Linked DNA regions of Homo sapiens: region 2 is linked to region 1. Evidence: chromatin contacts called from ENCODE Hi-C or POLR2A ChIA-PET data. All regions are on one chromosome and are shown on one strand. Each heading gives the region's core, a stretch centred on a gene start or an enhancer-like site at or near the end of the contact. The rest is flanking DNA. Distances are from core to core; before and after follow the strand shown.

Evidence for each region. A loop is a pair of places that touch in the nucleus more often than their neighbours do. ChIA-PET counts read pairs that join two places held with the same protein, here RNA polymerase II (POLR2A). Pooled maps may share reads with other maps.
Region 2: a map of mammary epithelial cell shows a loop between it and region 1 (7-fold over the local background). The contact joins two enhancer-like sites. A Hi-C loop is called at or near these places in 2 of 168 maps with a recorded cell type or tissue (endothelial cell of hepatic sinusoid and mammary epithelial cell) and 2 of 50 pooled maps. POLR2A ChIA-PET finds 5 or more read pairs at or near these places in 2 of 52 experiments (H1 and HepG2).

What each region holds. Positions count from the first base shown.
Region 1 is chr14:103,259,327-103,262,026 of GRCh38, reverse strand. No RefSeq gene overlaps it. Among named protein-coding and RNA genes, the nearest start is that of LINC00605, 72 kb to the right of the region's middle. Within about 2 kb of position 1,371, at least 26 of the 41 ENCODE cell types and tissues checked have a DNase peak (open chromatin) inside an H3K27ac peak, as active enhancers do.
Region 2 is chr14:103,184,074-103,186,773 of GRCh38, reverse strand. It overlaps the pseudogene GCSHP2. Among named protein-coding and RNA genes, the nearest start is that of LINC00605, 3.6 kb to the left of the region's middle. Within about 2 kb of position 1,278, at least 2 of the 41 ENCODE cell types and tissues checked have a DNase peak (open chromatin) inside an H3K27ac peak, as active enhancers do.

The DNA.
Region 1 (2,700 bases), core at 122-2,621:
GGTTATTATGTGAATTGAAATAAGCCAGGCACAAAAAGACAAATATTGCATGTTTTCATTCATATGTGGGAGTTTTAAAAGTGGATCTCATAGAGATAGAAAGTAGAAAGATAAGTTACCAGAGGCTGGGAAAGGTGCAGCGTGGGGATGAAGAGAGATTGATTACTGAGTACAAACATACAATTAGAAGGAATAAGTTCTAGTGTTTGATAGCATAGTAGGGTGAGTATAATTAAAAATAATTTCTTGTATACTTCAAAATAGCTAGAAGATGGCCAGGCACCATGGCTCACACCTGTAATCCCAGCACTTTGGGAGGCCGAGGCGGGTGGATCACTTGAGGTCAGGAGTTTGAGACCAGGCTGGCCAACACGGTGGAACCCTATCTCTACTAAAAATACAAAACTTAGCCAGGTGTGGTGGTGTATGCTTGTAGTCCCAGCTACTTGGGAGGCTGAGGCAAAAGAATTACTTGAACCCGGGAGGCGGAGTTTGCAGTTAGCCGAGATCGCGCCACTGCACTCCAGTCTGAGACAGAGCAAGACTTCATCTCAAGGAAAAAAAAAAAAAAAGCTAGAAGAGAAGATATGAAATGTTCCCAACACATAGAAATGGCAAATATTTGAGGTGATGAATATTCTAATACCCTGATTTGATCATTATAAATTGTATGCATGTATTACAATATCCCATGTCCCCCATAAATATGTACAATTATTGTGTACCAACAAAATAAATATGAATTCTAGAAAAAAAACTGTAGTTACTAAAAAATACTGCTGGACATTGTTCTGTGTGGGAGACGCGAGAGGGGAGAAGAAAGGGCACAATACACAATACTATTAAGGGTAAACACCTTTATTCCAAGTATATGGCAATACAGACATAATAAGCAAATCGCAGTGGGAAAGGGAGAAGAAGAGCTATGTCTATATATATTTACACCCACCAGACTATGGAGGAAGCATTACTAGCTTTGAGCTTGATCAGTCAAGACATAGGCCTGGCATTGGGCCAGGGCCAGTCTGGAAGTCAAATTAGCATTTTCCTTTTCCAGCTTACATTTCTTTTGTAGCAACCGGTCCCTATCTTGACACATTAACTTATAAGCAGTAAGCAAGCAGCATCCATGCCAGGAAATTCCCTCGGCATCCCCTTATCAAACTAGAATTTCCTGCAGCACCTCACACACAGCCAACAGTTCAAAATGCACTAACTTAGATTCCCAATTTTCACAAAAGCCAGTTCCCCTGGACTATTCAGTCGCCGAGGGGGAGAACTGGGGAAGTTCCCATCCCGGGATGTGGGAAGTCCCCGAGCCTCCAGCCCAGTCCCTGCGACTGGAAAGTGGCATACTTTCGTTTTCGAATCCTGTTCCTGATACCAAAAGTTTCTGTGTGGGAAATGCCCGGGGGGTGAAGAAAAGGCACACACGATACTTTTAAGGGCAAACAGCCTTCATCCCAAGTATATGGCAACACAAATATAATAAGCAAATCACAGTGGGAAAGGGACAAGAAAAGATATATCTGTATATATTTACACCCACTGGACTATGGAGGAAGCATCACCAGACAGGGAAGCAGCAGCCTGGGCTCCAGAGTCGGCCGCCCGTCCGCGCACAGACGAGGAGAGTTCTTGCGGAGCTTCGGCGGGGTCTGGGACCCTCACCCTTTTGTAGTATTCCTTTTTTGGCCTGAGCCCCAGGCACGAGGGCCCTTCATGACTGGACTCAGGGAATACAGGAAGGTTAGCCTATTCTGTAGATTCTGTTGTTTGTTTGCCTTAAGGTAGAAAATGTACCTTACCAGAACAATCAGTATAGGTTATTAGCTCCCAGGCAGATGCCCAGAGGCTATTTACTGGCACATAACCATTCCTTGTGTTCAAGTTCAATGGAGTTCAAATTTAATATTTAACTTTTCCTCCACATGGCTCACACCTATAATCCCAGCACTTTGGGAGGCCAAGGCGGGTGGATCACTTGAGGTCAAGTGTTTGAGACCAGTCTGGCCAATGCGGCGAGACCCCTGTCTCCACTAAAAACACAAAAATTAGCTGGGCATGGTGGCGCGCACCTGTAGTTCCAGCTACTTGGGAAACTGAGGCAGGGGAATCACTTGAATCTGGGAGGCAGAGGTTGCAGTAGCTGAGATCGTGCCACCGCACTCCAGCCTGGGTGACAGAGCAAGACTCCATCTCAAAAAAAAAAGTGACAAACATTTGAGACGATGAATATCCTAATACCCTGATCTGATCATTACAGATTGTATGCATGTATTACAATATCCCACGTACCCCATAAATATGTACAATTATTGTGTACCAATAAAAATAAATAAATATGAGTTATAGAAACAAAAAACCCTATAATTACTACAAACCCTTCTGGATGTGTAGAATATCATTGTGGACACAGTGAGAGACACATGAACTGCAAGAAAGGTGTGAGGTGAGACCCAGGACATGGAATAGAAGTACGGGGGCACAGAGTCTGTCCCCTGCTCTGCCGCCCGGTGGGCATGTTTCTGTGGTCTGGAGCCCCTCTTTGTCCTGGCTTCTGTCTTTGGTGCTTGGCTACCTTTGTGCCCCACCTTGTCCTTGCACATCATGGTAGCAATATTTTGAGGGGTGCAATGCAGGCGCCCGCCCCAGAGGCTGTGCACGTGCTTCTGGGCGAACTCCCTTTGTGCGCCCAGT
Region 2 (2,700 bases), core at 29-2,528, 75 kb after region 1:
AAAGCTCATTGGCACTGGTGAGTTTGGGGAGCTGGCAAGCTCCGACTGATGAGTGAGGGCAGAGGGTAAAACGAGTCGTGTCAGCAGGTTGTTTAGTAGGCATTAGGTAAACTGGTTTCAGGTGGCAGCAGTTTCAGCAGCCGGTCTTACAGAGAATGACATTCTTGGAGAAATTCTATGTGCCCTGAGTGCTCCTTCCCGCTGGCCTCTTGACCCTTGGTTGGGTGGGACAAGAATGACCCAATTTGTGTGATTAGCTTTACATTTTTCTCTTTTGATCAAGATATTTCTCTGAAAGCATCGCTAACCAGCCGTTCTGCAGCCAGGCTTATCTGTCCCTGGGGCTGTAATGGGCTTGTGCCAGCTGTCTCTGTCCCACATTGGAGGGAACATGGCGGGGTCTAAGTCAGCAACCTGGGCCACATTTGTGTAATAACGAGGCCAGAAGGAAAAAATGTCTCAAAGCAGTTACTTTTTTTCTTTCTTTCTTTCTTTCCTTTTTGAGATGTAGTTTTGCTCTTGTAGTCCAGGCTGGAGTGCAGTGGCACTATCTTGGCTCACTGCAACCTCTGCCTCCTGGTTTCATGCGATTCTTCTGCCTCAGCCTCCTGAATAGCTGGAATTACAGGCATGCGCCACCACCCCCAGCTGATTTTTTTCCTCTCTCTCTCTCTCTCTCTTTTTTTTTTTTTTTTGTAGAGACAGGGTTTCACCATGTCGGCCAGGCTGGTCTTGAACTCCTGACTTCAGGTGATCTGCCCGCCTCAGCCTCCCAAAGTGCTGGGGTTGCAGGCGTGAACCACTGCACCTGGCCTCAAAGCAGTTTCATCTGGAGTCCAGTATTACATTTTATTTCATCTGCTTTGTAGGCATTAGTCATTATCTGGAGGTGTTGAGCAAGTATTATCCTGTTAGGAGAGTTGGCTTCGTTGAGATTAGACAGGCACTAAGAACAACATTTAAAAATTATAATGAAAAAATTGGCAACAATATAATAAACTTAGTTCGTAGAAGTGGTTTTGAACTAACAGCCCCAGCCTAAGGGCAACAAATTAAACAAAAGGCCATGGAGGAGACTGGGCCAGGCCTGTGATAGCCACTGAGAAGTATTTCATACAGGATCGAATTAATCACTACTTTGTGAACGCCAGGTTTATAAAAGGGACCACCAGTACAATTTGAACAAAAAACTGTGTTAGGGAAAATGCCAAATTTGCCCACTAGGTGGACTAAAAGGATTTCTTTTTTTTTTTTTTTTAGGTCAGGTTTTCTCAAGTTACCTATAGCAGTTACTTATTGTGAAATTTTAATTATAGCATTATCCTGCCAAATGAAGAATGGCATTGAGAGGGTGAGAGTCTCATTATTATATGGAGCCTTATAACAACGTCTTCGGAAAACCTGCTTTTTTAGGTTTCTTTTTCAATTTTTGTTTTTAAATAGTGAGGTCTCATCATGTTGCCCAGGCTGAAGTTTAACTCCTCTCGCCTCGGCCTTCCAAGTAGCTGGGACTACAGGCACCATGGCTGCTGGAACAGCTGTTTTTAGCAGGGAAAACGTCAACTGCTCCTCTTGGTTTGTGGTTTGATTGTCTCTGATTACGGCATCGTGCAATTTGGTGAACTTTTGGTGTGGTTCATATATCAGGCATAAGACTTGTTTTTTACTTTATTAATTTTGTTTTTTATTTTTATATTTTAAATTATTTCATACTAGTTTATTTAGGGGTTATTTTCACTCCTCAATAGATTTTTCCGTATTTTTTATAAGCTTCTTCACTCATAAGTTCATCTAGTTCTTTTTTTTTTTTTTTTTTTTTTTTTTTTGAGACAGTTTTGCTCTTGTTGCCCAGGCTGGAGTGCAGTGGCATGATCTTGGCTCACTGCAACCTCTGCCTCCTGGGTTCAAGTGATTCTCTTGCCTCAGCCTCCTGAGTAGCTGGGATTACAGGCAACTGCCACCACGCCCAGCTAAATTTTGTATTTTAGTGGAGATGGGGTTTCGCCACGTTGGCCAGGCTGGTCTCAAACTCCTAACCTCAGATTATCCACCTGCCTCAGCCTCTCAAAGTGCTGGGATTACAGGTGTGAGCCACTGCGCCCGGCCAAGTTCACCTAGTTCTGAAGAGTTACTCAGTGTCATCTTGATCGGCCAAACATTTTTATAACAAGATTTGTCAATAAGTTCTGTATTTTCTGCAAGAGCTTCATTAATTTCAGTTACTTCTCCTGATAAAGGAGAATGGAGTTCATGAACAGCTTTCACACTTTCCAAAGCACCAAATTCATCTTGTTTGTTCAATTTTGTCCCAGCTTCAGGCAGACTACAGTAAAAACATCTCCCAATACTTCCTGTGCAAAATGCCTGATTCCCACGGTTCCCATACCATTTCTTGTTGTTCTCCAACCACGTTTCCCCGAGAATTCATGCACCGAGAGCAGGGCGGGTTCCACGCACAAACCGTGCCCATCCCCAGCCACCAAGGCCTCAGCCGGTGAGGCATGGCAGGTGCCAAGGCCCCGCTCAAGCTGCAGCCCACAGCCCACCCACACTGCGCCACTCAGTGCCATGTTCGTAGGGAGGGGTGCAGAGGGTCTCCACGCTGCACTTTGGTCACTGTTTGTTTTTGTTTTTGTTTTTCTAGGGACAGGGTCTTGCTCTGTTGCCCAGGATGGAGGTGCAGTGGTGCAATCCTAATTT